Regions from separate parts of the Homo sapiens genome. Here all the other regions are linked to region 1. Evidence: chromatin loops called from intact Hi-C (ENCODE). Cell type or tissue: Calu3. All regions are shown on one strand. Each heading gives the region's core, and the rest is flanking DNA. Links, peaks and the distances in the headings are about the cores only. Region 1 holds the start of LINC01474 (long intergenic non-protein coding RNA 1474). Region 2 has its middle 7.1 kb from the start of ALDH1A1. Region 3 has its middle 71 kb from the start of ANXA1.

Region 1 (10,636 bases), core at 4,236-6,735:
TGAATTCTGCTAAGATGTTTGTGTCATTAAATGATAACCAGCCATTGTTCTGGAGGTCACAAGATTTATAACTTCCCCAGTGACTCCTGTAGATAACATCACTATTGTAGAACCAGAGATTCACTTTTTGAGGTGTCTTTTCAGACTTTTTCATTTCTGAGGACTGGCTAACTCCACCCAAACCCACAACTCATGACTTAACCAGTCCTGTGGCCCAGAGGCTGACTCAGTGAACATTTTCCACACCCCTAAGGTTGCATCCCCAACCAATAATCATTCCCCATTCCCTATCCCCCTGTCCATCAAACTATCCTTGAAAAGTCCTAGCTTCTGAGCCTTTGGGGAGATTGATTTGAGTAATAACTCCATCTCCTATAAGGCCGGCCTCATATCTATTACACTCTTTCTTTACTGCAATACCACTGAAATTGAACCAATTCAATTCTCAGTGAATTGATTTTGTCTGTGCAGTACACAGGAAGAACCCATCAGATGATTGCAGAAGAAAGAAAAATAAAAATTAAGAAGGGTATGATTTGGGGGAACTTCTTCCAGTGGGGCCTGTAATGATAGTATACAACTCTCTGGACACAAAGGTGAACTCCAGTCTCTTGCTTGGAGAAGAACAATTGCCCATCCTTCTTACTCAATGTTTTTCCTAGGTTTGGACACAGAATTCATTCCAGCATAGAGTCCATCCTAAGGCATGATTCAGTGAGCCAATAAAGTTTGCATCTGTGTCTCTGACCCTCACACACACCAAAAGATCCTGACTAATTCTCCTCCCTCCCCACCTGCACAGACACACTCAAATAGGAAATATTCTCTTATTTTATATATTTTAATTTTATGTAATATACATTATTATACATATATAATATGTATAATGTATAAGTATATTATATACTTATATATTATAAAAATATAGTTTACATTTGTAATATATATTTATTTTGTATAATATATATTTTATATTTATACATATATATATATATTTTTTGAGACAGAGCCCACACTGTTGCCTGGGCTAGAGTGTAGTGGCACGATCTCAGCTCACTGCAACCTCTGCCTCCCAGATTCAAGAGATTCTCCTGCCTCAGTTTCCCGAGCAGCTGGGATTACAGATGCCCGCCACCACACCCAGCTAATTTTTTGTTTTTTTAGTAGAGACAGGGTTTCCCCATGTTGGCCAGGCTGGTCTCAAACTCCTGACCTCATGATTTGCCCGCCTTGGCCTCCTAAAGTGATGGGATTACAGGCGTGAGCCACCGCACCCGGCCTGTATTCATATATATATATATATGGAAGTACAGGCTCCAAAGCCCCCATACTATTTCCTGTTTCCTCTCCCTTGCACTGGTACATGTTTGATATATACAACTTTTCAATATTTTGGCAGCTTCACCTGTGATTTTTTTTTAATAAAAAAAGAAGGGGCAGGAGGTGACAGTAATCATCACAATTTATTTTTTCTTGTCACATGAAAAGAAACAAATCTTTGTGAAATAATTTAATACTTTGAAGGGTGACCCAGAAACACAAGTAATGGCTATCAATGCCTCTTCCAGCCAGTGAAGCTACAAGAACAAGGGAGTCCAATGCTTCTTTTGAAGAAAGCTTTAAATTCATGGCACTATTTTGGAATATGAGAAAAATATTTTAAAATGCATTTCTTGGCCTCTCTTGTTTTGTTTTGTTTCCTTCCTGCTGCTCTTGGGGAGTATTAATAAAAGAGATGGGATAAGTGAAAAACACAAGACAGAGAACTATTTATTTTTTTTCAGTTTTTTTGCCACTGAAATGAAAAGATTATAATAATAATAGTCACCATTTATTAAACTCTGCTAAGCACATCATGGCCTGATTCAATCCTTTTAGCATCATACAAGGAAGTTATTATCTCCCCTTTACAGAGAAGGCTGTGGCTGGGGAGGTAGGGGTTGAGAACTTGCCTGAAGTCATAGCACATCCTAGCTGCTAGGAACTATTTTCTGAGCTAGGCTCTTCACACTGACCATCTTATAAAGTCTCTCACAGCATCCCTGGAATAAATGCATTATTGTCAACATTTTTATAACTTACAAAAGGCTAAGTGGTAAATTGAGGGTAGAATTCAAACTGAGGTCTTTCCAACTCCAAAACATGTGCTGTGATGACCGTGCCATAAACTTTCTCGTACCTTGTCAGAACAAATGTACTGAAACTACCATAGTTTCAGAACTGTAATAATCGATGCATAGTCCCCATTGGTAGATTTAGTGTTTTACAATAGAGTTTCTGAAAAGCAGTTTTAAAATACCCTTCAGCAAGCATTTACTGAGGCCTCGTCTAGGCCAGGACTTGGGCTGGACATTGCAGGCATGGCCACAGTAACGATGACTCAGAACTTGCCCCCAAGGAGTTCACAGTCTGGGAGCATTGGGGAGAGGAGCAGAAAGTAAACTAGAGAGCACAAAACACAAAGTCACACTCTTGTATAACATACACTCAGTAAAAAGGAGGCCCACTAGAGCAGGGTTTCTCAACCTGGCACTATTGCATTTGGGGCTGTCTGAGTCTTGCTGTGGGGGCTGCCTGTGCATTGTGGGGTATTAGCAGCATCTCTGAATTCTACTCAGTAGATACCAGTAGCCCCCCCACAACCAAAAATGTCTCTGGACATTGCCAAATGTCTCCTGAGGTTGGGGGAGTGAGAATCACTGCCCCACAGTTACATCCTGGCAGAGTTAAGCAATGAAACAAAATCACTGGCCATTAATAATACTATATGATTTTCAATTAAGAGCTTATTTACACACCAAGTACCTTAGAAACCTGATCTCATCCCATCCTCATCAAAACCTTATGGTGTGTACAAGCTGGAATGATGCCTATTTTATAGGTTAGGGCACTGAGGCACAAAGAGTTTAGTGGATGCCTAGCTGCACAGTAGTGACCGATAGAGCAGGCATTTGAAGCCTGCCCTGCCATCTTAGTCAGTGCACCGAGATATGAAGAGCATTTTTAAAGTGTGCTAGGCTCTTTCATTTTCATTACATGTCCACTGATATGGTTTGACTCTGTGTCCCCACCGAAATCTCATGTCGAAATGCAATCCCCACATGTTGGAGGAGGGACCTGGTGGGAAGTGATTGGATCATGGAGGTGGATTTCCCTCCTACTGTTCTCGTGATAGTGAGTGAGTTCTCATGAGATCCAATGGTTTAAAAGTGTGTGGCACTTCCTCCCTTCACTCTCTCTCTCTCTCCGGCCACCATGTGAAGATATGCGTGCTTCCCCTTCACCCTTCTGCCATGATTGTAAGTTTCCTGAGGCTTCCCCAGCCATGCCTCCTGTACAGCCTGTGGAACTGTGAGTCAAACCCCTTTTCTTCACAAATTACCCAGTCTCAGGTAGTTCTTTATATCAGTGTGAGAACAGACTAATACATCCACAGGCTGACCTAATCTAAAATTAGCAACACAAAGGAATGAATATTTATAATTGTATACAGTGTTATCCTTTGTGAATATTCTATCTTATCCATTCTGGACCTAATTAATCTAGTTTATTTTGGATGATTTGCTTATGGGAGTCTTGCTTTAACCAGGGAAAATATTTATTAATTCTGAAGAATGTAGTAAGTTTCATATCTTGATTTATATTTTGGCAGTTCAACCATGCACTGTGTGGGGGCCAAAAAAATCCCTAAAAATAATCATATGATATTGGCTAAGACCAAATGCAGCCAGTTATTTCTGTTGGTATGTCTTAATGAGGGAAAAAGGCAGAGCTGGATGCCTCTTCTTTCTTAAATTAAAAACAAAACAAAATAAACAAGCAAAAAAAACTTCAAGAGACTTCAAAGGTCAGTAGAAAGTTTTCGTTTAAATTGCCAATTGTACAATTTGAGGAATGCAAGTAAACTGCCCTCAAATAACTTTTCTAGGTATTTTTCAAAAAATTCTAAAGGGAATATTTGCTTTCTAGGCAAGGTTTTTAAATATTTCATTATCTAGGCTTAGATAGCTTGGATAGAATAGTTATTATTTTATATTCAATCTTTTACTTTAGCAGACTATTAGGATATGCTTGTTGTGACTCAGTTTTTTGTATCTACCATCTGTTGGTTTATTACCCAAATCTATAAGTAAACATCAACATAGGAAGCTTTACTGTCACTGAAGCTTTATTAAATAAATGAGTTTAATTGTGGATTGTTATCTGTGAAGTCAGGACCTGGGAGAGAAAAAAGCTACCAGCAACATTCAGACTGAGAGAGGCCAAAATACTAATTCATAATTAGCCTGGTACATATGAAGGATCAAAAAGAACAGGACTGTATGTCTGACCTCTGACAGGTATGTATCAGTGTACACAGCCACGCCAGATGATGTCAGGTGGTGTGCTGTGGTCTCAATGACTTGGTTTGAAGGAAGAATCACTTGTAGGTTGGACACTGTTTATATGCCTGGCTCAAGTTTGCCCTTGTAACCATTTAAGCGGAAACAAAGGAGAGCCAGATCTGCTAGTTAGTGTAATAAACCTCCCACAAGAAGAAGGGAGACTGGCCAACTTAAAATGCAAGGCAAGTTATTTTCATGCACTTGTAAATTACATTATGAATAAGTGTTGGGAAACATTGGGCTGATAAAAAATTTACAATTGATATCTTCAATTACTACATGAAGCAAATATGAAGTAAAGAACCAACCTGAATGTAATCACACTATAGATATTTCACATATTTCCACAACTGTTTCCACTAATTCTGACAGAATGTCCCCCATTCACCACAAATATGTTTGCCCTATATTAAAATAATAAGCTATTTAAATAACAAGCCTTGTGTTCCTGTATGCATAGAAAATGGTTCAATTCTTTCTGGCTCAAATCCTTTATAAGCAATCAAACATCCTACCCCATTGTCAATCTGGCCATCTCCTACTCATCTTTTTAGGTTTATACTTAAATGTCACTTTGATAATGGTTTATTCCCTAACCTCTTAATTGTAATTAAGTCCCCATATACATTCCCTCTTCAAATTTGCACATTTTATTCCAAGCATTTATAGCAATTTATAATTTTATGTGTGTGCTTATTTCTTTAATGCCTGTCTTCTCATTTAATATCTTTTCTACCCCTGTATATCCAGGCCCTACCACCATAGTAGAGACTCAGTATGTATACTTAATGAAGGAATAATGAATACATCAGCAAGAGAAATAAGAGTGACCATATGTTCCTTAAGAGAAGCAAAGAGCAGCTCCTGTTCCTGGTAAGCTCTGGCTGTATTTTGTTCCTTTTCCAAAAAAGTCTGTGATATTCCTTGTTGTGTATTTATAATAACATTCTTTTTTCTTGAGCCAGCTGGAATGAGTCTCCATTCCTTGCAACAGAAGTGTCCTAAGTTATAGCCAGAGGACGGGGGCACATTGACAAAACATAAAGCGGATATGATAATAACAAGGTACCATTCCAGCAAGAACATCTGAAGAAAGAAGCAGTGTTGTTTATCTTTCCTTCATCTATTCTGAAACTAAAATCCTTAACCAAATTTATTTCCGAAGTTTAACCCTTTAATAAACTGGCCTCTGACTCCACCTGGTGGAGATACATAAATCTATGAAAATAAACCAATCCAAATGAAGATTTTAAAGTCATCAGCTCTCTTTCATGTCTCAAAGAAAAAACACATATCCCGAAATTCAAATAGATGACCTTCTCGGATGTGTTATAGGCACTCAGAAGCCCCAAAGAAAAAATAGTTTGAGTTGATCATTTGACTGTTGCTCTCAGCCTTCATTTCTGCCTTTCTAGGTTGTGTCAGGCATTTTGACTGTCCAGGGGCCCTGCATATTCTATTTTCCTAGTTACTTGCTAAGGTTTGAATATTTGTCCCCCTCCAAAACTCATGTTGAAATTTAATCCCAAATGTGGCAGTATTGAGAGGTGGGGCTTTTCAGAGGTGATTGGGTCATGAGAGCTCTGTTCTCATGAGTGGATTAATCCATTCATGGATTAATGGAATAATGGACTAATGGATTAATGAGTTATCATAGGAGTGGGACTGGTGCCTTTATAATAAGAGGAAGAGAGACCTGAGCTAGCACACTCACCCTCTTCACCATGTGAGGTCCTGTGCCACCATGGGACTCTGCAGAGTCTCATCAGCAAGAAGCCACTTACCAGATGTGGCCCCTTGACCTTGGGCTTCTCAGCTTCCATAACTGTAAGAAATAAATTTCTTTGTAACTTGCCCAGTTTCAAGTATTCTGTTATAAGGAACTGAAAATGGACTAAGATACTTTCCTATTGGCTTCTGGTTAGTTTCTATCAATAAGAATTACTGGTAGAAGTTTGAAAGGTAGGAGTGGAGAGATGGGACCTTTTTTATTTTAGTTTCTATTGGCATTTTCCAGCAGCAAGGAACAATGGGCATTTCATCATCATCTTTTAGCATTTCCAGCACCCACAGCAAGGAGTCCTTTCACCTGCTTAGTAGCAGCCCTTCAGTAATCCTAGCATCTATTTTAGGTGGTGTTTCATTTGTGGTCTCAGGACTGGCCCAGGTAGTTCTCTTCTCCATGATTCTGGACTCTGGTGATTCCATCACCTCCACGTACGCCTTCAGCCAGAAGGACTGTCGCTGTTCCCAGCAGCCATTTAGCATAGTTACCTAAGTGTAACCAAATTCCTGTATTATATTCACTTGTTTGAAAAACCTTGAGTGATTTCTGACCCACTTCTGTCTCAAGGCCTGAATATTCTGATTCAGATGAATTTCAGAAAATGGAAAAAAAAACTTAGTGAATAAAAAAGATTAAATAGTTTTTAGAAAACCATAGGAGACAAAAAAGCAACTGGAAGTCACACACACACACACACACACACACACATTCTTTTAACTTTATAAGTTATAATAAATTATGGTAAAAGAGTGACAAGTTTACCTACATGAATATTGAAGCCTTTGTAAAATCTTTAAAGAAAAAAGGGTACCAATACAACAGAAAATTTCAGACTGGAAAAATATTGGTAGTCATCGTCTTAGTTTGAGCATTTATCAATTGCATTATAGCAAAACCCTCCAAACTGCTCTCTCTGCTTTGATTGTCTCTTTTTTTTCCAAATCTTTTCTGCATATTGTCAAAGTTACATTTCTAAGGAGCAAATTAAATGCTGTCACTATGCTCTTTGAATTATCAGTCAACAAAGAGATTTTTTAAACTAATTAATTTATAATTATCCACAGAAATACATATTAAAAGGACAGTGAGGTGTCTGCTAACTCTTTACTCTCTTGGATGCAGCTTAATTTCTTCTTCCAGGGACACTTTTCTGACAATTTTGTTCTTATACAATTATAGCATTTTTTTTTCTTTTTTTGAGACAGGGTTTCACTCTGTCACACAGGCTGGAGTGCAGTGGCATGATCTTGGCTCACTGCAACCTCCGCTTCCTGGGTTCAAGCAATTCTCATGCCTCAGCCTCCAAAGTAGCTGGGATTACAGGCATGCACCTTCACATTCAGCTCATTTTTTTTTTTCTGTATTTTTAGTAGAGACAGGGTTTCACCATGTTGGCCAGGCTGGTATTGAACTTCTGACCTCAAATGATCCGCCCACCTCGGCCTCCCAAAGTGCTGGTATTACAGGCGTGAGCCACTGCGCCTGGCCAGTTATAGCAATTTTAAAAACAATATTCTAATCATGTCCTTTGCAGCAACACGGATGAAGCTGAAGGCCATTATCCTAAGTGAGTTAACACAGGAATAGAAAACCAAATACCGCATATTCTCACTTATAAGTGGGAGCTAAACAGTAAGTACATATGGACATAGAGGTGGGAAGAGTAAACACTGGGGACTACTAGAAAGAGGAGAGAGGGTGGGGGTTAGAGCTGAAAAACTACCTATTTGGTACTATGCTCACTACCTGGATGATGGGATCTTTTGAATCCCTAAATCTCACTGTCACACAATATATGCAGGTAACAAAGCTACACATTTACCCCTTGAATCTAAAATAAAAGTTGAAATTATAAAATAAAAACTTTTTTAAAAATGAAGGAAATTATGGCAAATCCTTTAGAAATAAAACAATATTCTAAATAAACAAAATAGAGAATAAAAAATAGAGAAAATTAATGAAAACAAAAATGGATTCATTGAAAATATTTTTAAATGACAAATCTTTAACTAGATTGATAAAAGGAGAGAAAAGTCTCAAATAACTAAAATCAGAAGTGTGACATTACTACCTATTTACATAAATAAAAGGATTATAAGAGCGGAACAATTGTACTCCAGCAAATTGAATAACATAGACAAAATGGACACATTTCTAGAAACACAGAATCTGCCAAGACCGAATCAGTAAGAAATATAAATTTTGAATAGAATTGTAACTAGTAACTGAATCAGTAGTCAAAAAACCCCAAGATGAAAGCCCAGAACTTGATGGCTTCACTGGTGAATTCTATCAGACATTTAAAGAAAAATTAACACCAATCCTCCTCAAACTCTTTCAAAAAAAATTAAGAGGAAGAAACATTTTTAAATCATTCTGTAAAGGCAACATTACCCAATACCAAAATCAGACAAAAACACTACAAGAAAAAAAAAAAGCAGACCAGTATCACTGATGAATATTGATGCAAAAATCTTGAACAAAATACTAGCAAACTAACTCCAACAGCATGTTAAATGCATCATATACCATGCCAAGTGGAATTTATTAATGAAATGCAAGGATGGGTCAACGTATAAAAATCAATTAATGCAAGACACCACATTAACAGAATGAATGAGAAAAAAAACATGATTTTCTTAATTGGTGCAGAAAAAGCGCTTGACAAAATTAAATTTCTTTTCATTATAAAAGTACTAAACAAATTAGGAATAAAAGGAAACTACCTCAACATAATAAAGGCCATATATGAAAAATCCACAGCTAACATCATACTCAATGATAACAAACTGAAAGTCTTTCTCTATGCTCAGGAACAAGGCAAAAATGCCTCCTGCTTTTGACACAGTAGTAGAAGTTCTAGCCAAAGCAATCTGGGGAGAGAAAAGAAAAAAACGAAAGGAAAGGAAAAGGAAAAGGGAAAGGAAAAGGAAAGAGGAAGGGGAAGAGTATGGGGAAGGGGAAGGGGGGAGAAAGGATTAGTCCGTTCTCACAGTGCTATGAAGAACTACCTGAGACTGGGTAATTTACAAAAAAAAAAAAAAAAAATGTTTAACTCACAGTTCCACAGGCTGTACAGGAAGCAAGGTTGGGAGGCCTCAGAAAGCTTACAATCATGGCAGAAGGCTGAAGGGGAAGGAAGACCTTCACATGGTAGAGCAGGAGAGAGCATGAAGGGGGAAGTGCTACACATTTTTCTTTTTTTTTGAGACAGAGTCTTGCCCTATTGCCCAGGCTGGAGTGCAGTGGCAAGATCTCGGCTCACTGCAAGCTCCGCCTCCTGGGTTCAAGCCATTCTCCTGCCTCAGCCTCCAGAGTAGCTAGGACTACAGGCCCCGCCACCTCGTCCAGCTAATTTTTTGTATTTTTAGTAGAGACGGGGTTTCACCATGTTAGCCTGGATGGTCTCAATCTCCTGACCTCGTGATCTGCCCACTTCGGCCTCCCAAAGTGCTGGGATTACAGGCGTGAGCCACCACGCCCGGCCGCTACACACTTTTAAACAACTATATCTCATGATAAATCACTTAATATATCATAAGAACAGCAAGGGGAAAATCCACCCCCATGATCCAATCACCTCCCACCAGGCCTCTCCTCCAACACTGAGAATCATAATTCAATAAGAGATTTGGGTGGGGACACAGAGCCAACTTATATCAAAGGAAGAGGAAGAAATAAAAGGCATCAAAATTGGAAAGGAAGAAGTGAAATTATCTCTGTTCAGACTACTTGATCTTGTATGTAGAAAACCTGAAGATTCCACCAAAAAAAACCCCATTAGAATTAATTAATAAATTCAGCAAAGTTGCAGCATGCAAAATCAACATGCAAATATCAGCTGTATTTCTATACACTAGCAATTAATAATCCAAAAAGAAAATTAAGAAAACAATTCCATTTACCATAGCATCAAAAAGAATAAAATAGTTAGAAACTAATTTAGTCAAGGAGGGAAAAAATATGCCCTGAAAACTACACAATATTGCCAAAAGAAACTAAATAAGGAGCAAATAAGTAGAAATATGTCCCATGTTCATGGATCAGAACACTTAATATTGTTAAGATATTAATACTACCAAAATCAATTTACAGATTTAATGCAATCCCTATCAAAATCCCAATGACGATTTTTGCAGAAATAGAAGAATCAATCCTAAAACTTATATGGGATCTAAAGGGACCCCAGAAAAGCCAAAACAGTCCTGAAAAAGAAGAACAAACTTGAAGATCCTTTTTTATTTTAAAACTTACTACAAAGCTACAGTAACCAAAACTGTATAGTACTGGCATAAAGAAAGACATACAGAGCAGTGGAATAGAATAGAGAGTCAAGACATAAACCATCACACATATGGTCAAATGAATTTCAACAAGGGTGCCAAGACCATTCAGTGAGAAAAAGATGGGCTTTTTAAACAAAATACTTTTGGGAAGATGGTTATTCACATGCAAATGAATGGAT
Region 2 (10,636 bases), core at 3,191-5,690, 89 kb before region 1:
GTGTGAGTTTGCCCTGCAATGGGATGGCATCCTGGTCAAGACTAGTTACCTCCTGGTGCCCTGAGCTGCTTGATAGGCTTGGCAACCCACAACCCTGAAATGGAATCAGCAGGTAAATAATCATCTTGTTTGTACTAATCTTTCTTAAATGTATGTATAGCTCACATTTATTTCAACATTTAATATTAGAAGTGTTTTGGTCCTTACTCAGAAGTTTGTTGATGTTTTTGTGACCAGAAACATGCCATAGGAATTTAACTATTCTTCATATCAATTCGCCTATGGTAAAATTGGTTTTGTTACATGCCATTCCTCCTAAAATTGCTGTTTCAAGAACCTATCAATGACATTAAGTGAGGACTTACTATTTATCTAAAGGAATTGAAATCTGTATCATTAAGAGATATCTGCACCCTCATGTTTATTGCAGCATTATTCACAACAGCCAAGATATGGAACAACCTAAGTATCCATGGATAGATGAATGAATAAAGACAATGTGGGATCCATATACAGTAGAATATTATTCAGCCTTTATGAGGAAGGAAATCCTGCCATTTGCAATAACACAAATGAATCTCAAAGACATTACACTAAGTAAAATAAGCCAGACACAGAACGACACGCATGATCTGACTTATATGCAGAATCTAAAAAAGTGGAACTCATAAAAGCAAAGAGAAAAATGTTGGTTACCAGGTGAAGGAAGTGGGGGCAATGGGAATATGTTGGTCAAAAGGTATAGATATTCAGTTATATGGATGAGTAAGTTCTGGAAATCTAATGTACGGCATGGTGAATATAGTTGATAATACTGTACTGCATACTTGAAATTTGCTGAGAGTGGATTTGAAGTGTTCTCACCATAAAAAAAAAAGGTGAAATAAATCTGGAGTAAAAAATAGAATATCCAGTAATATTAATATGCATTAAACATTGAAGTAAATATCCAGAACAATGATGTTGCAATGATATATGTTGGGAGAGATGTAAATAGAATTTAAAATGTTCTATTGTGTTTGGATTCACTGAGGAAAAGAGTAAAAGTACTAATTAATTTTAGTCTTTGATAAATTAAAAAATACATGCAATTTCTAGAATAACCACAAAAAGAAGAGTAAAAATAATATATAATTCCAACCTAATACAACAAGGAATTCTAATCATAACTATGAGAGATGATTGATATGGTAGTTTGCACTAGTAATCATTTTACAATGTATACATATATCAAATTATAAAGCTGTATACCTTTAATATATAAAATTTTTATTTGTCAAGTATACCTCAGTAAGTCTGGAAAAACTTAGAAAGATCCAAGTCGTTTATCACTTATACTAAATATAAAAAATACCAAAAAATGACTGTGAAAAATTAAAGAAGAAATAAATGGGATATATATGTCATATTTGTGTGTGTGTGTATTTACTTATTCTAAACTTGTAAGCACATAAAAAACAGCCTTACTCTTGTAAGCCACAAAGATTTTGCGGTTGTTTATTACTAACCAATAGAGAAATTTTAAAGTGCACATCAAAATAACCCATGAATCAAGGAAAAGATCATAATGGGAGTTAAAAAGTATTTTGAATTGAGCAAACGAGAAAATGCTATACAGAAACTTATGGATGCTGCTAAAGACATGCTTAGGGGGAAATTTAGGGCTTTAAATGAAAAAAAAAGAAAAGCTGGAAAATTAAATATCTAAGTATCAAGAAGTTAGAGAAGGAACATCAAAACAACCTAAAGAAAATAGAATGAAGGAAACAATAAGAACAGAAATTAATAAAAACAAACAAACATAGAGAGGATCAACAAAGTCCAAAATTCTTTGAAAAACTAGTCCAGGCGCAGTGGCTCATGCCTGTAATCCCAGCAACTTTGGGAGGCCAAGGTGGGTGGATCTCGAGGTCAGGAGATGGAGACCATCCTGGCCAACATGGTGAAACCACATCTCTACTAAAAATACAAAAATTAGCCCGGTGTTGTGGCACGCACCTGTAGTCCCAGCTACCTGGGAGGCTGAGGCAGAAGAATCGCTTGAACCCAGAAGGCAGAGCTTGCAGTGAGCTGAGATCCAGCCACTGCACTCCAGCCTGGCGACAGAGCGAGACTCTGTCTCAAAAAAAAAAAAAAGAAAAAAAGAAAAACTAGCAAAGTTCACAATCTCCTGACAAGACTGGTCAAGAATGTGAACCTCTACAGACTCTCAAATAGTGAAATTAAGCCAAGAAGGAAATACTGAGATTAAATAATGAATAATAAGTGAAGAAAATTTAATAAACAGGTAAAGTAAAATAGGAATTGAGTGAATAAAATAATAATGATATAATTATGACTCATTTGGGTGCTATAAATCAAGGTGGAACAAAAATTTATAACAGACAACGATAATATGTAGAATAGGACAATGAGAGTGTTCAAAAATCCCTGAATTCTTTGTAAGAAAAAAATAGTAATTATATTTACATGTAAGTTTGTTAAAATTTTTAGGTTAACAAAAAGCATTTCTTCCAAACAAGAACAGAAGTGAAAAAGTAGGAATAAATAAATTACTAGTATTATTATTATTAATATTATTATTATTTGAGATGGAGTCTTCCTCTGTCGCCCAGGCTGGAGTGTAGTGGCACAATCTCACCTCACTGCAACCTCTGCCTCCCAGGTTCAAGCGATTCTCCTGCCTCAGCCTCCTGAGTAGTTGGGACTACAGGCACATGCCCCCACGTCTGGCTAATTTTTGTATTTTTAATAGAGATGGAGTTTCACCATGTTGGCCAGTCTGGTCTCAAACCCCTGACCTCAAGTGATCTGCCCACCTTGGCCTCCCAAAGTGCTGGGATTACAGGCGTGAGCCACCATACCCGGCCAGGAATAAATAAATTATAATCAGTAAAACAGAAGATAGGCAAGAAGAAGAGTGTGGAGCAGAAACTGCTAGTTACCTCTGCAATAGTCATTCTCCCCATTTTTAATACAACAAGCACTCCTTTCTTTTTTATGTGTAAACTTTAAGTTCTGGGATGCATGTGTAGAACATGCAGGTTTGTTACATAGGTATACACGTGTCATGGTGGTTTGCCGCACCCATCAACCCATTATCTACATTAGGTATTTCTCCTAATGCTATCTCTCCCCTAACCCCCCCCACCCCCCAACAGGCCCCCGAGTGTGATGTTCCCCTCCCTGTGTCCATGTGTTCTCATTGTTCAACTCCCACTTATGAGTGAGAACATGCAGTGTTTGGTTTTCTGTTCCTGTGTTAGAGTGCTGAGAATGATGGTTTCCAGCTTCATCCCTGTCCCTGCAAAGGACACAAACTCATCCTTTTTTATGGCTGCATAGTATTCCATGGTGTATACATGCCACGTTTTCTTTATCCAGTCTATCACTGATTGGCATTTGGATTGGTTCTAAGTCTTTGCTATTGTGAATAGTGCTGCAATAAACATACGTGTGAATGTGTCTTTATAGCAGCATGATTTATAATCCTTTGGGTATATACCCAGCAATGGGATGGCTGGGCCAAATGGTATTTCTAGTTCTAGATCCTCGAGGAATTGCCACACTGTCTTCCACAATGGTTGAACTAATTTACGCTCCCACCAACAGTGTAAAAGCATTCCTGTTTCTCCACATCCTCTCCAGCATCTGTTGTTTCCTGACTTTTTAATGATCTGCATTCTAATTGGCATGAGATGATATCTGATTGTGGTTTTGATTTGCATTTCTCTAATGACCAGTGATGATGAGCTTTCTTTCATATGTTTCTTGGCCACATAAATGTCTTCTTTGGAGAAGTGTCTGTTCATATTCTTCTCCCACTTTTTGATGGGGTTGTTCAGGTAAATTTAAGTTCTTTGTAGATTCTGGATATTAACCCTTACAAGCACTGATTTTTAACTATGAACCAGGCTACCTAGAGAAAGCTTACAATCTTTATTTACCCTTATAGCTAGGTATGGACATGAGACTAAGCTAAGGTCAATGAGCTCCAAGCTTCAGGGAAACCTCCTCAAAATGTAGATGGACCCTAGAGCTTTGTCACTTTCCTCTGAGTCCTGGAATTTAAATGTAATGGTTGGAGTTCTAGCAGTCTTCTCTTATCAGGAGGCAAAGAGCCATACCTTAGGGATGTTAGAGCAGTGAGCTGGAAGCAGCCTCTGTCTTTCCATTCTGACACCATGGCTGCCATGGACAACCTGCTTACAATCTGTTTATGTGAGAGAAGAATCCATTTCCATCTTGAATATTTATTTTGGGTTTTGCATCAGAGGCAGCCAAATTTAATCCTAACTGATCTAAAGACAAAGAGAAAGCACAAGTACATCAGTAATTACAATAGATATAAATAAAGGAGTAAATATATATACACATTAAATACATATTAAACATAAACGTTAAATAAAGACAGGTTGGATAAAAAGCAGTCCAGCTGTATGCTCTTTAAAACCTAAATCTAAAATATAAGGACACTGGAAATTTGAAAGTGTTAATTTGTTTCATTAAATAAAATTAATATTTTAACAGAAAAAAAAAAAGTCAAGAAACTGCCAATGCCTGAAGTTCGGTTGGTGTTGTTTTGTCCTAATCAGAGACAGGAAATTCAAGAAAAAGATTATGTTGCAAAAATGATAATGTGTTCCTTTAGTGGTCTTAAAATATAAAATAAAGGACTAGGTAGTAACCTAAGTGAAAGGCGACTAGAATAAATAATAGAGATAGATCGAGGTCTATGTTGGAGTGCAGTTATTCTCAAAGTTGAGCATGAATCAGAATCACCTGGAGGGCTTGTTACACCACAAATTGCTGAGCCCCACCCGAGAGTTTCTGATTCAGTAGGTCTAAGATGGGGTCAGACACTGCATTTCTAAAAGATTGCCAGTGGATGTAGTTGTTGCTCCAACTTTGAGAACCTTTACTACTCAGCTTCATGGTTGCATTATGAGGAAATGGAACCCAGAGCTGCTCCAATGATTCTGACAGCTGACCACACATTAGAATTACCTAAGGCACTTTAAACGCACTTGGGCTCAAACTACTCCTACAGAGTCAGAATCTTTTATTTTTTGTTTGTTTGTTTTGAATTCCCCAGGTGATTTTAATGTGTAGCAGAGAGGCTAAAACTATTCTTCAGGTCTTCTGACAGTTTAAGAAGTTAAAATCTGGGGTTTAAAATGTTTCTAATTTGTACAGTATTGCACAGTCCACATAAAACAAATATGCTGGCTCTCAGGTTTGCAAACCCAGCAACATGATGAGGTGTGGCATTTAGCTTAGTTATCTGACCAGCAGTTGAAATGCAAAGCCAGGGCCTGGAAGATAAATTTGGATTGTGGTCATAGATCTGGATATGTATGTATAACTTTAAAATGTGAAAACAAATTCAAGCAAGCAAATGCAAACCAAAAGTTTTATATTCTCCAAATATAATAATTACTTTAAAAAGCAAAAGCTTTCACAGAAATCGTTATTTATTGCATAATACGTTTGCAATATAATAAAGATTTATAATGCAACCAAAACTGGAAGGTTTTTAAAATGTAACTCTTTCTTCCTCTCTCACCATATAACATACTTGCTCCTTTGCTTCTGCGATGAGTAAAAGCTTTCTGAGGCTTCAACAGAAGCAGAGCAGACGCTGGTGCCATGCTTGTTCAGCCTGCAGAATTGTCAGCCAAATAAACCTCTTTAAAAGAAAATTATAACTTATCTAGTCTCAGGTATTTCTTTAAAGCAACATAAAATGCATTAACATCAAAAATTAGTACCAAGGAGTGAGGCATTTCTATAAAGATACTTGAAAATGTGAGCAGCTTTGGAACTGGGTAACAGGAAGACATTCGAAGAGTTTGTTGGGGAGGGGGTACTCGGAAGAGGACAGAAAGATGAGAGAAAGTTTGGAACCTCTTGGAAACTGGTTAAGTGATTGTGACCAAAACGCTGATAGAAATATGGACAGTGAAGACCAGGCTGATGAGGTCTCAGATGGAAATAAGGAATTTATTGGAAACTGGAGCAAAGGTTACCTTTGTTATGCCCTAGCAAAGAACCTGGCTGCATTGTGTCCATGCTGTAGGGATTTATGGAAGTTTAAACTTAAGTGTAATGACTTAGAATCTGGCAGGAAAAAATTTCTAAGCAGCAAAGCACTGAAGATGTGGCATGGCTGCTTCTAACAACCTATGATCAGATTTAGGAGCAAAGGAAAAACTTAAAGTTGTAACTTATAATTAAAAGCAAAGCAGAGTGTAAAAATTCAGAAAATTTTCAGCCTGAACATGTGGTAGAGAAGGAAAGAGCATTTTCGGGAGAAGAATCCACCAGCTGGAGGAAAAACCACTTGCTAGAGAGATTTGCATAACTAAAAGGGAGCCAAGTGCTAATATTCAAGACAAGGAGAGAAAGGCCTCAAAGCCATTTCAAAGCCCTCCCACCACAGACCCAGAGGCTTAGGAAGGAAGAGTGGTTCTCGGGGTCAGATTCAGAGCCCTGCTGCCCTACACTACCTTGGGACATTGCTCCCCATACCAGGCCTCTCTGGCTCTAGCCTTGGCTCAAAAGGCTTTAGACACTGCTCTGGCCACTGCTTCAGAGGATGAAACCATAAGGCTTGGCAGCTTCCATGCAATGTTAAGTCTGCAGGTATTCAGACTGGTGCCCAGGCAGGAACCTGATGCAGGGGCAGAGCTCCCACATAGGACTTCTACTAGAGAAGTGCTAAGTGGAAATGGGGTTAGAGCCCCAAACAGAGTCCTCACCAGGGCATTGCCTAGTGGAGCTGTAGGAATGGGGCCACTGCCCTCTAGGCCCAGAATGGGAGCGCCGCCAGCAGCCTGTACTCTGAGCCTGGAAATGCTGCAGGCATTCACTCCAGCCCTTGCAAACAGCCATGTGGGTTGTGCCCAGCAAAGCCATGGGGACAGGGCTACCAGAGGCCTCAGGACCACATTTCTCACACCAGAATGCTGAGCATGGAGTCAAGGATTACGCTGGAGCTTTAAGGTTTAACAACTACCCTGATGGATTTTGAACTTGTGTAGGTCCCATTGCCCCTTTCTTTTGGCCAATTTCTCCCTTTTGGAATGGGAATGTTTACCAAGTGCCTGTACTACCATTGTATATTGGAAGTAAACAACTTGTTTATTATTTTACAGACTCACAGGTAAAAGAAACTTGCCTTGAGTCTCAGATGAGGCTTGAGACTTCGAACTTTTGAGTTGATGCTGGAACAAGCTAGGATTCTGGAGGACTATTGAAAAGGAATGATGTATTTTGCCATGTGAGAAGAACATGAGATTTGGGGGAACTGGGGCAGAATAATATATTTTGGATGTTTTTCCCCCACAAATCTTATGTTGAAATGTAATCTCCAGTGCTGAAGGTGGGGTCTAGTGGGAGGTGTTTGTGTCATGCAGGTGGATCTCTCATGAATGACTTGGTGCTCTCCCCACGGTAATAAATTTACAGGAGAGCTGGTTATAAGAAGAGCCTGACACATTTCCCCCTCTCTCTTGCTCCCTCTCTCTCCATGTGACATATATGCTCCCCCTTTGCCTTCTGCCATGAGTAAAAGCTTCCGGAGGCTTCACCAGAAGCTGAGCAGATGCTGGTGCCATGCTTGTACAGCCTACAGAAACATGAGCCAAATAAACCTCTTTCTCATCTTTACTCTCTCTATATATACACATACATATATATACATAAATATATATGTATATAAAATATATAAAACACCTGATGAGTTTTTCATTGTAAGGTACAGATAGAAAGCTTACCTTTATTTAAATTAGAATATTTAGATAGTAACAATAAACCTGAATGACACAAAGAATGACGGGTGCATGATCAATGACAACATATACATTTTGACACCTATGAACTTGAACTTTTATTGATTAGTGCATTAGTTTCCAATGGCTGCTGTAACAGTTATAAACTTGGCGGTTTAAAACAACACTTTTAGAAGCCAGAGATCTGAAATCAGTTTCACTGGCCAATATCAAAGGAGTGGACAGGTCAGGCTCTCTCCAGAGATTCTAGGAAAGAATCCATTGTCTTATGTTTTCCAGTTTATAGAGCTTTATTCTTTAATTATTTGTCTTCTGGTCCCCTTCAATAGCTTCAAAATATTGATTCATTGCCAGGGCAGGGGTGGTAAGAAAAGTTGTTTATATGAAAATTAAACTGAATATATTACAAACAATATCATCAAATTTCTAAACACATTGTTGGATAATCTGCATGAGAATTATAAAAAAAAAAAAAAGAAAAAATTGTGGAAATCTCAAAGTAGTCTACATTTTGATTGACTCATTGATGTCTTTCATGTCTTTCTTTCTACACATTAAGGAAGCAAACTGGAAACTAGACAAAACACTATGAGTACTATTTATGCAAGATTATTTCAAATTCCAAGCAGCAAATCCAGTTCCAAGAAATGGCCTCAACCCATAAGGTTTAGCAAAAACCTATTTAAACTCAAATAATTATCTTACAGAGGCTTTAATGTACTGTTTCTTTTAGTGACCTTACTAATCAGTTAGTGTCCTGGTTAGACCAGATTAGAGGGGCATCTATCCTATCTCAGTAACACAAGCCAAAGAGAAGAACAATGAAAAGATATGTAAAGAGCAGGAGAAATCAGAGGTGAGGAAATTTTTCCAATTGAAGAAGAATGGCATGTGAACAGAAATTAGTCAACAAATACATATGTTCATATACTTGAATTCTGCCTTCCACTTCCATTTTTAACATCAACTTGTCAACTAAGTACAGACTCTCTCACTACATACAAGATCCACTTTTCCCAAATTATTAAAACTCAAATAAGCATAAGAGCAATGTGGTATCTGATAAAAATGTAGTAATCAAAAGCATAGGGATAGATTTCTTGCTAGGTTTACCAACAGGCAGACATGCTAAGGCAACAGAGAATAGTTAGGGGAGTGGTCATGTAACTGGAGTAGGAGAGGTTCATCTTCAATAAATGGTTCCAGCATCTTGAAATCAGGAAATATGAAAAGAAACTGTCTTAGTTCATTCAGGCTGCTATAACAAAAATTAATTTCTCACAGTTCTGGAAGCTTGAAGTCTGAAATTAGGGTGCCAACATAGTTGGGTTCTGGTGAGAGCCCTCTTTTGGGTTACAGATTGCCAATGTCTCATTGCATCCACACATGGCAGAAACAGCGAGAGATCTCTCTGGAGTCCCTTTTATAAAAGCACTGATCCATTCATGAGGGTCCTACCCTCATAACCTCATTACCTCCTAATATGATTTGGCTCTGTGTTCCCACCCAAATCTCACCTTGAATTGTAGTTCCCATAATCCCCACATGTCATGGGAGGGATCCGGTGGGATGTACTTTAATCATGGAGGGGGGTTACCGTCATCCTGTTCTCATGATAATAAGTGAATTCTCATGAGATCTGATGGTTTTATAAGGGGGTTTTCCCCCTTTTGCTGAGCACTTCTCCTTGCTGCCACCATGTGAAGAAGGACGTGTTTGCTTCCCCTTCCACTGTGATTGTAAGTTTCCTAAGGCCTCCCCAGCCATGCTGAACTGTGAGTCAATTAAACCTCTTTCCTTTATAAATTACCCAGTCTCAAGTATGTCTTTATTAGTAGCATGGGAATGGACTAATACACCTCCCAAAGGCTCCATCTCCTAATACCATCACATGGGGGGTTAGGATTTCAACATATCCATTGTGACTGGACAAAAAAAATTCAGTCCATTGCAGAAGCTATTTTTAATTCATCATATGACTTTTTTCAACATTTTTTTAAAAATTTTAAGTCCTGGGTGGCAGATTAGGTTCCTTTTATCTTTTCAGGAACTGAGGATTGGACGGAGTTCTGGAGATGTTTGTTGTAAAATGAAAGAGTAGTTTCAAGAATGGTTGAAGTCATAATCTATATGTTTCTTGGTATAATGAAAGCTTTCACAAATGGCTGGAGAAGTCAAATTCAAGAGATGAATAAACTATCCTCTTATGTTTCTTGCTTCTCTCTCCATATGTGTGTGTGCCTGTGTGTGTGTGTGTGTGTGATTTAGTTTGTTCATAAGGAGGAAAAAGAAGATGAAACATCATTTGTCGATTACTCTCAAGTTAAAGGGACAGCTCCTCCTCTGCTGCATAGTCCTGGCATACCATAAAAACGTACAATCCTGGGTCCAGTTCTAAAATGTGCAACCTTGGTCCCTAGGTTCTCACAAAAGCCATTATTTCCTCTGTAAGGAATAGAAGTAGTCTGATGAAATCTTTTCCTCATATGCAGCAATTCCCAGAAATATGCTATTCTACAAAATAAGCTCTCAGGGCAGGATGATGTTTACCTCAAAAATATAGGTCTCAGGCCCTGTGGTTTCTAGGCAGAAAAGATCTGCTTAAGTGAGGTTAGGGCTAAAGAATTATGGATGCATAAATGATACTTAGTAAATATTTGCTGAAATTAAATGGGCAGGTGTGGTAACCTGTCTCCAAAGCAACTCCTTTTGCCTACATTCAGGAATGCCTGGTATAAAGGGACTGTTCTTACATAATTATCCAATAAAATACAATTGAGAATGATCATATAAGAAGTGAGATGACAAGCCAAGTATGTTATGAAGCCTTGAGCTTTCATCGC
Region 3 (10,636 bases), core at 2,892-5,391, 210 kb before region 1:
TACATTACAGGGTTGTTTTATAATAATATATAGAAAGATCTTAGGAAAGTACCTGGTTGAGACTGCATACCAGTGCATACATTTTAGCTATTTTATTTTTTAAGCATAAACTTAGAACTGTATTGAAAACATTCTAAGAATTGTCAAATGTTGGCTTTTAATATGTTTTCAGAGTTTAGAAATAGATATATTCATGCCCTTTTAATTTCTTTCTTAATGAATAAACATATTTCTTATATCTCTAATTATAATTTTATTAAAAACTCATGCATTACTTTAAACTTATATTTTTGTAAAAATAAATACATTTCATAAACTTCAGAAAATGGAGAAAAAATATGATCATCTTATATGCTAATGAAGATAGTGGGAGAGAGAAAAGCCATGTTCTCTTGCAGGGTCTGACAGGAGCTAGTTTTCCTGGCACAGTATTCCCTCTTTTTAGGGGGTGTCACTAGCTAACGAGAGTGCTGCCCATCTCTTTAGGTTGAGTGTAGGAATATGTAAAGAAAAGCCAAGTAGAACTTCTAGAAATAGAAAAGTATTGTCTCTAGTCATACAAATTAATTGAGTGGATTAAATAGCAGGTTACACAATAAGTAGAGTGAGAGTACTTGGAGGTAGAGCCGAAGAAGCTATTCAGATTACAGAGACATAGAGGGATACGATCTACAAAAGAGAAGTTAATAAAAATACAGAATAGAATAGAATAAAATAACAGAATGATAAAATTGGAGTGTCCAAGAAATATCCAAGAAAAAAGAGTAGATGAAGGACCTTATAAGAAGATATAATGGCTCAAAAATTGCCAAAATTTATGAAAAATATAAATCTTTAGATCCAAACGTGAGCCAAATCTAAAACAATATTAAAATATATGTATTGAAAGATAAATTATAGTGCTTCATATAGATCATAAATATATAAATTCATCTATGTATACCACTAAATTACATATCATACATTGCATTTCGCAGATTGTATCTTATATAAAAACGAGATCAGAATCAAACTACAGTACTTCAAAGATAATATCTCTCTGAAAAAAAAAGATTACCCAAAAGAACATGGTACAATTGTCATAAATAAAGACACGCTAAAGGTACCTCAGGAAAATGAAAACTGAATGAGTACCCAGAAAAATCTCACTAACATACCTTCTCAAGGATAAACCACAGGAAAAAAAAAAAAAATCCAACCCCAAAGGAGACACTGAGATTCAAGAGGTAACGTCAGCCAAAGCAATTAGTAAATCTATGGGTAAATTTAAGTAAGCATTGAATATGAATTAATAAATAAAGTTGAAGAATCATAATGGAATTAAAATACTGGATAATATTGACTTACAGTCAGGAGGCATCTGATCGGAGTTAGTATGCTTGGGTTTTTGTTTAATTCATGTATACATTTTAAGTTACATACGTTAATTTAAGTTCAGGGAACAAAAAATTCAGTATATTATTTCCAAACCAATAAAGAAAATATATAGTATTACAATAGTCATTAATTTAAAAGAAAGGGGAAGGGGAAGAATGAACAAACATCAACAAAGCGGGACAAATACAAAATAAAATGATTTAAATAAGTCTAAATATGTCAGTAATGAAAAGAAATTAAATAGACATGTTCATTCCTCTTGTATTTGAGAGTAGAGAAAAACATGTAAAATGTTATATTACCAATGGCATTGTTAAATACTATACACTTTGGAAGAAAGCAGTTAGTAATTTGACAAAGCAATTTGACAACCATTCTGATAGTTTATTTGATAGAAAACCCTAAAACACAGAGAAAGCCATAAATACAATGCATTATTTAAAATGCTGAAAGACGAAAGAAGGAAGGAAGGAAGGAAGGGAGGAAATGAGGGAGGGAAAGCAAAGAAGGAAAGAAGGGAGAAAGAGAGAGGGTGGGAAGGGGAGAAGAGGAAAAATTTAATGCTCAATGATATAGGTGGATGTTAAGATAAATTATATGATCATTTGCTGGATAATGTTGCAAGCATTTGATGCCTACAGAGATCATGTAACAATATGCCAAACTGTAATCAAATAATAAAACTAATTCATGCATACTATAATTACTATATATATGCATAGAAAAAATATATGCATAGTAAGAAATATTTTTAACTATCAAAGCATTCATTTAGTGTCATATAATTGTGGGTGACTTTTTCATATTCCTTTCAAGTTTTCTACAATGTAATTTAAATTTAGACTTAAATAAAAAGGAAAGAGGATTCTTGTTTCAAAAATCACTCCATTATGCTATACCTCAGAATATTTCTGAAGATACATGTTATAAGCTAGATGGTCTTAGCCTTTTTGGATTTGCTGAAGTCTACACCAAATCTAATATTGTGGATTTCCTTAGGTTGTCATTTGTGATATGTATATACTTACTCATATTTTTACTGCCACACTACATTCTCCTTTGTTTCTATCCTGGAGAAACTAAAGCATACAAAATCCAGGTGTGCCACCTCTTCCAAATTTTCTGGACTAAACTCTTAATATTGCTACATCTAGTGTTAGGACATTGGGCAGAAAATACTTCACCTTTTTGTGTGTGTTTTTTGTTTTTTTGTTTGCTTATCTGTGAATGGAGGTTGGCTAGATGACCTCTGATACCTCTTGTTCTAGTTACCCATAATTCTTGCTTCTTTCATTTTAAAATGGAAAGAAGCAGAATCCCAGCCAGTATAATTGCTGAATTATACCCAAATCTAATTTTAAGGCTGGCAAAATTACAGTAAAGATAATAGAGCTGAAAGAAATTTTAGAGACGGTATAGCCCACTCCTTTCTGAAGAAAACTAAGCCCTTGGGAGGAGTGCTCAGATTTTACCTAGAAAGTTAGTTATGAAATGGAGTGACATGTTTTTGCCCTGCGTCTCCACCCAAATCTCATCTTGAATTATAATCCCCACATGTTGAGGGAGGGACCTGGTGGGAGGTGATTATATCATGGGAGCAGTTTCCCCCTGCTCTTCTTGTGATAGTAAGGGAGTTCTCACAAGATCTGGTGAGATGGTTTAAAAGAGGCACTTTCCCCTGATCTCTCTCTCTCTCTCCTGCCACCTTGTGAAGAAGGTACTTGCTTCTCCTTTGCCTTATACCATGATTGTAAGTTTCCTGAGGCCTCTCTAACCATGTGGAACTGTGGGTCAATTAAACCTCTTTTCTTTAAAAATTACCCAGTCTCAGGTAGTATCTTTATAGCACTGTGAAAACAGACTAATACACTGAGAATGGAAAAAATCAAGATTCTGTATCCTCTATCTAGTGAATGAAATGACACCTACAAAGTGCTTAGCAGAGTAGCTAGCTCATAGTCATGGCAATAATGTTTTTTTCTTCTACTGTACTCTACACAATTAATTTTCTAGTATATATTAAGACATAGAAGGAAATATGTAAACCCTCTATTATGCACTCTGAAGCTACAGAGATGAATGAAAACATGAACTTTGTCCTCAGAAGAGTAATTATAATGGAAAACTTTTATTGTGCATTGCACGAAAGGTGCTCTGCTGAAGTTTGCATACATCACATATCATTTAATTCTCAAAGCATTCCTATCCAACATGTATTATTAGCATTGCTTTTTTATCAAGTGAGCAAATAAGGACTTAGGGAGGTTATACAGCCTCATAGCTAGTTAGTGGAAGAATTATGATTCAATGGATTCTGGCCTTGAGAATATTAAATATTAATATTAAGTATTAATATTTAACAGGTAAGATAATGGATTATGAATTTAATATCCATAAATCATCATTTGCGGTGAAGACATATGACCTGAAATAGACTTGATTTTTTCTCATCTCCAACCTTTCCACGTGCCATAAAAGCAGTTGTTCTAGGGAGTTGTTTTAGAGTTGTGTATGAGAATTACATTGAGAAAGCTGGAGTATTTATACCAGAGAAAGGGAAACAAACAAAAATGAATAGAAAATCAACAGAAAATAAAAGAATAGGAAAAGAAGAAAAATAAATGAAAGTTTTGAGAGAAGGCATCAGAGGATTTTGAGTTTGGGTTTCTTATAATTTGGGGCACTATAAACCCTTTCCCAGTAGGTGGTGCTAGAGTATATCAGCTCCAAAATCCAGAAAGGCTGGCTTGGTCCCTTTCCTCTCCACATACAGAAACAAAACAAAGCAAAACCCCTCACAACCAATCAAATACCAGAAGTTGAGCATTGACTGACTTTTTGTAGTGATGCCAACTTTAGAAAAAATTATGCTTTCCTCTGTATTACACAAAAAAAGAGACTATTTGAAATGCACTCCCCTTGTGAGGAAATACTGTAATGCCAGCAAGAGTTGAAACCTTTTATTCAGTATTTTTCCTCTGAGAATTTGTCCTTCATTCTCGAAAGATGTTTTCCATAGCCACTTAGTACAAAGTAAAAGGAGTTTCAGAGATTCCCAGTTCCACATAATAAACGCAATATAAAAAGAGGTTTGCAAATGCTCACCTCCCCAACAATTTTTTCATAATGAAAGAAAACATGAGAATAATAAAATGTCAGTATAATATGATTTAAGAATACACTGAAGGAAAATCCTTTAATTTCTCAGCCAAATAATACAGAGTTATGTATACCCAGGAAACTAAGACCTGATGGAACTACCAGAGACTTTTCCTTTCTCAGCCTGGGCTAGTCCCCAAAAAAACACATTTATTAAAGTGTATTCTCTTCCTGGCCCATGGATACACTGAGATAGACTTTCTTGTATGTTGAGAAATGATCACTTGTCATTTTCATTCCAACATCTTTAGTTTAATCATAAATGTGTCATTGAAGACATGTATAAAATGTAGGTATAGCTCGGCCGAGCGCGGTGGCTCACGCCTGTAATCCCAGCACTTTGGGAGGCCGAGGCCGGCAGATCACGAGGTCGGGAAATCGAGACCATCCTGTTAACACGGTGAAACCCTGCCTCTACTAAAAATACAAAAAAAAAAAAAAAAAATTAGCCGGGCGTGGTGGCACACGCCTGTAGTCCCAGCTACTCTGGAGGCTGAGGCGGGAGAATGCCGTGAACCCAGGAGGCGGAGCTTGCAGTGAGCCGAGATCGCACCACTGCATCCAGCCTGGGCGACAGAGTGAGACTCCGTCTCAAAAAAAAAAGAAAAGAAAAGAAAAAAAAGAAAAGAAAAAGAAAGTAGGTATAGTTCTATTGGTTTCTTATCAAAAGCAACATTCCTCTGCCTATTATTCCCAGCGGTATCTTGCCATTTCCATCTTATCTTCCCATGAGAGTCAAGAAATGATTTTATTTCTTTAATGTGCTAAAGAATACAGCTAGTGCAAAGGGCTTGGAAAGATTGCAAGAGAATAAGAAGCATCTGCATATACAGAAGGAGATAATTTTTAAGTAAATGAGTGATGACATTTGTAATTTAAGTTTTCTCCTTCAGCTTTAGTTTTCAGGAATAAAACACTGTGCGTGTAAGATTATAAAGGCCAGACCGCCGATGGAGGTTTGGGGCACTCCTTCAACCACTCACAAATTGGACAGTATGTTTTGATGGAGCGTGCCGTCCTTTATCAGGTATTTCAGGTTATGAGGAGAGGCTACAAGCTGTGAATCAACATAGCTAATCGAGACAGAATTTGTGTTTTGTGCTTCATGGATCTTTTTTACATTCATGTCCACTTAAAGAAGGCAGCCAGCTCCTTCATTCTTTTAACCTCACAGGAGGTTTGTGCTGTAGGACAGAAAGGCTAATTATCCAGCAGATGATCTGCCTTCCTGGCACTCCTTGAGGGAATTATGCCAGATAGGGGAAAGGGAGACATGTGCCTTGTGGAAAAGAGAAGGTGGGAGGGGAGGCATGCCCCAGAAGTCCAGGATGGGAAGAGAGATCTGCAGACTCCCAGGGAACCTACAGCTTTCTCCTTCACAGCATTGCAGGAGGTGAGCGGAGTTTTGGGTTAGGTGGGAGGGGTGTGGCTGCCTAGTATGCCTGAGGGGCTGGAGTTTAGGCTGAGTTTCACAGCCTTTGCAAAGTTTACTGGGCTTCCAGATGGCACTAAAACCCAAGGTTCTCAGATTTCAGTAGCCCTTGTAAGTTTAGACAAGGCATCTCAGTGGTAACCGGATGAGTAAAAGACCCCCAAATGCTTTGGTTTTCATAAGATGGGTGTGAGTGAGAGAGCACCAAAATAAATTCAGATTGAATTATCACGGGATTTGAGCTCAAAAAAAGATCTAAGCTTACTTTAAATAAATACATTTGATTTCTCAGATTTTTTTACTAAGACTTATATTTATTTTAGTTCGAGTTTAGTTTCTCATTCTGAGATTTTCCCCTAAAAATGTAACTAACTGTCCCTGCCAACAAAGGCAAATAACATTTTTGTCCCAAAGAAAATACAAAATGCAAAAAGTGGGGAGAATTGTATAAGAATACCTTTTTAAAATACTGTTCTTTTCTGGGTAAACATAATACTTGATAAAAACTCAAGGAACTATCATTATTATGTAACAGGCAAATTTTTGCAATATAAGAATTAGGGAGGGGTGTGTAGATTTTAACATCCTTGTACCTGCAAGTGTGCATGGCAACAAAAGAATAATGTTTGGGTTTTTATGATGTGAATCAAGAGAGAGCCTCATGGCTGAATTATCCAGTGACATAGAGAAGTTATTGTTCACAACCTTTTATGTTAGGGTAACAAGGAGATGACAGCCAAGACCTAACTAAGGTCATACCACAATTCCTTTGGTTCAGTGTTCTAGCCACACCTTGCTGTACCTCAGTTCTTCAACAAACAAGGTGTGTGCCACCTTGTGGTTAGAAATTCTCAGCAGATAATTGTTCTTTTATTCTAGCTTATCTAGAGCTAAGTTCAGGACAGACAAGTATTTCAGACATCTCCATTTTAAAGCAAAGTCAGGTTTTTCCCTTGAGATTTTGCTGCTCCCGGCATTATGCTGTGGATCCTACCAGAGCTCTAGTCTCAAGCTTTGTTTCCTGTCCCAAGAGCTCATGACCCCTCACATTAGCAGATCCAGTACTCACTCACTCCTCTGGATTGCCTTCTTATTTTATATTTATTTATTTATTTATTTTTGTGAAAGAGTGTCACTCTATCGCCCAGGCTGGAATGCAGTGGTGCAATCTCTGCTCACTGCAACCTCCGCCTCCCGGTTCAAGCGATTCTTGTGCCTCAGCCTCCCAAGTAGCTGAGATTATAGGCGTGCACCACCACACCTGGCTAATAATTGTATTTTTAGTAGAGACAGGGTTTTGCCATGTTGGCCAGGCTGATCTCAAACTCCTAGCCTCAAGTGATCCGTCCACCTCCGCCTCCCAAAGTTCTGAGATTGCAGGCATGAGCCACCACGCCAGGCCTGGATTGCCTTCTTATATCAAGCTTCTAGATTCCCTTATTTTTACTTTCCTACCATAATTTAAAAAATTGTTAAATTGTGTTGAGATTTTTCAATGTGCTTTACCAAAAAAGGTTTTTCTGAATATCAAATCAACCATTTTGACCCCATTTTCCATTTTCTGTCAAGTACCTCTGAGCCAGTCTTTTGCCTACATCACCACACCAACGTTAATGCTAAAAAGATAATTTTCAGAAAAAGGTGAAATCATAACCCTCATTCAGATATGAAAATGAACATGTGTTAAATAATTTTACTTACATAATATGAGGGAGCCACGGAGATGTTATAACTGATTCAAAGGAAAAGTCAAACAGCGCTAATTTATCTAGAGCACAGAATGTTGAAATTAATTGGAAATGCAGACAAAACTGATTTTTCCACATTCATTTAGATCACTACCAAACTGGACACAGAAAGTCAATTAATGTCACTAACAGACAAGTCAGAATTTGTTTATCAATTACCTACCACTTACAAAGATTTGCAAAACAGCTCAAAGACAATGAGCAGGGGTAGAATTTGATACCCTAAAAGAGTTGTCAGACTATGTTTAGTTGCCCACTGAAACACAAAATTTTTTTCATACACTGATCTTGTCAAGGCCATTAATGACTTCTACACTGAAAAATTCAGTGTCATTTCTCCATAATCATCTTGCTTCAGTTATTAACAGCTTTTGATATAGCTAATGACTCCCTTTCTTTTTGGAAAAAAAATTATTTGCTGTCCCCTTTGCTGATTTCTCTTTATTTTCATAAACTCTTCTCCACCAGTACTCCTTGTGTAGGTGACTTCATCTGATTCCAAGTATTTAAATACCAACTATATGCTTAAAAAATTCCTAAAATTATATCTTCAGTCCCAACATCTCCTGGATACACCTGACTTATACATTTTTTGGCTTACATCTACTGTCAAGTTGCCATCTTAAATTTCTGCTATCTGAAACTGGACTTTGATTTATTTTAGTCTACCCCTTTTCAACACACACTCTCTCACACACACACACACACACACATGCAAACACCCACACCCACACACACACACCTGATCTTCATATAGTTCTAGCTACTCAAGAAAAATCTGCAGAGTCATTCTGAATATCTTCAAATTGTCCCTCCAGGTTCATTCTCTTTTCTAAATCCTGATCCATGCCAGCAAACTAAACTGAATGTCATCTCTCAGTAAACATCTTGCAAGTGTGTAATAGCCTTTTACACTTGCCTTTCTACAATCTATTCTCATATGCAAACAGAGCAAACTTTTAAAATGAATATCATATCCTGCCCTTTAGACCTTCTTGCTATTCCTTGAATATACTTAGAATATTCTTGTCTCAGGGTCTTACTTGCCTGGAAGGTGTTTCCCTTAGATATCCATTTTGATTTCTCCTTCACTACAACTCCATGAATAGATGTCACCTTATCAGAGATTTTCCTGACTCTCATATGAAAGAGCATCCTTCCCCTTCTCCACTATCATTCTCTATCCCCCCTACTCTACTACACATTACTTCACAGCACTTACCACCACTTTACATAATTTATATATCTGTAGTGTATTTATATTTGTTTAAGGTTTATTTGATATCTTTCTTTGTCAGAATCTAAGTTCCATGAGAGCAAGAACTTTTGTCTGTTTTTTTCCAGTGATGTTTCTGCTGTGTATATAAACATGTCTGCATCATAGTCACCCCATATGGGTGTGGAGTGAAATAAAAGATTGAATAAATGAATTGACCAATGATGCAGAATTTATGTTATGGCACACTGAGTGATACATGGTCAGTACTACTGTTATTTGAGTCCCAATCATTTTTCAACAGGAAGAAAAGAAGTTCCCTACATATAATCACAAATATAATCAAATACTTGAAAGATGTTCATTGGTCTCAATGTGACTCAAAGCTGAAACACAAAATCAGAGTTGAGCAACGATTTCTTAAGAAGCCAATAATGAGGAAACAAATCAGCAGGATAAACAAAGATCTATATAGAAGAAACTTCACATCATTGTGGGTTCAAGTTATATTTTCTTTGAGTCAAAAAGCACAGTTATGCTATTGATAGTATAATTAGCATCTTGTTTAATTCATAAAATTGCCTTGAATAAAGTAATGATTGCCTAGTGAATTTCTAAGTTCTCCATTTGAAGAGAAATATAAATATATCAAATCCATATTATGTAAATTTGATATATAAATAAATTTGATATATTTATATTTCGCAAGCAATAGAATAAATGTTCTTCATCTTCCTTTCACACAATTACTTCATTTCATTTTTATAGTTTTGTATTTAGAGGCTCCTATACTTTTATTATATCAGTAACTATTAAAATTCAGCTCTTTAATGAAGCAATTTCAGCTTTATCCTATACATCTGTGATAACATTGAAGCAACTCTCCTATGGTCAACTCTATACCATTAAATTATTTTTCATTATATTTTCATGATAGTAATAGAGTGTATTGATCCTGGTATTTTTTCTGAAGATTACTAGCATAAGAATTATCTGGGGAAGCCAAATTCAAATTTCCACACCATCTGATTTGGTAAACAATGAAGAATAAGACCTATTTAAACCAACTTAATTTTTTTTTTTCTTTGAGATGGAGTTTTGCTCTTGTTGCCTAGGCTGGAGTGCAATGGTACGATCTCGGCTCACTGCAATCTCTGCCTTCCAGGTTCAAGTGATTCTCCTGCCTCAGCCTCCTGAGTAGCTGGTATTATAGGCACATACCGCCACACCCAGCTAATTTTTTTTTTTTTTGTAGAGATGGGGTTTCACCATGTTTGCCAGGCCAGTCTTGAACTCCTGACCTCAGGTGATCTGCCCACCTCAGCCTCCCAAAGTGCTGGGATTACAAGCATGGGCCACTCACTCTTCCTGGCCTAAACCTACGTAAATTAAATGAACATAGGGAATAATGTAAAGGATAACTGGTAATGGTTTCAAATATGGCTTATTCTAGGAGTTCAAATAATAGCTCCAGAACCTGCCATATCTCCATCCTTAGATTCTACTTTCCTTCATGTTGTGTGATTCTCAGATTCCTCATGACAGGATGTTTGCCAAAATCTCTCTTCCAGGAATAAAGATGTCTCCGTCTCTTTCCAGTAGCTCTTGAAAAGCCTTAGAATTAACTTTGTATACCTTAAGAAAATCAGTAACTTTTTCTCTGTCAATAGCAAGGTTGAAGCAAAAGAAAAAAAAGAAAGATTC

The links. Hi-C counts contacts between places; a loop is a spot of excess contacts. Peaks named below come from ENCODE experiments on the same cell type or tissue, not always from the same donor. Only the 100,000 strongest peaks of a DNase experiment are listed, where the experiment ranks them.
Region 2: it touches region 1 in a loop (8-fold over the local background); 10 of 110 quality-filtered maps call a loop at or near these places.
Region 3: a loop joins it to region 1, with 11 times the contacts of the local background. A loop is called at or near these places in 55 of 110 quality-filtered maps.

Annotation. Positions count from the first base shown.
Region 1 is chr9:72,866,731-72,877,366 of GRCh38, reverse strand. It overlaps LINC01474 (long intergenic non-protein coding RNA 1474), which reads left to right and starts at 3,258. Exons shown (of 4, transcript NR_121181.1): 1 at 3,258-3,299; 2 at 4,212-4,340; 3 at 5,136-5,258; 4 at 5,351-5,639. In Calu3, for the core only: a CTCF peak has its summit at 5,609 (motif pointing left); no DNase peak of the experiment used is centred there.
Region 2 is chr9:72,954,883-72,965,518 of GRCh38, reverse strand. No RefSeq gene overlaps it. Among named protein-coding and RNA genes, the nearest start is that of ALDH1A1, 7.1 kb to the right of the region's middle. In Calu3, for the core only: no CTCF peak of the experiment used is centred there; no DNase peak of the experiment used is centred there.
Region 3 is chr9:73,075,660-73,086,295 of GRCh38, reverse strand. No RefSeq gene overlaps it. Among named protein-coding and RNA genes, the nearest start is that of ANXA1, 71 kb to the left of the region's middle. In Calu3, for the core only: no CTCF peak of the experiment used is centred there; a DNase peak (open chromatin) is centred at 4,105.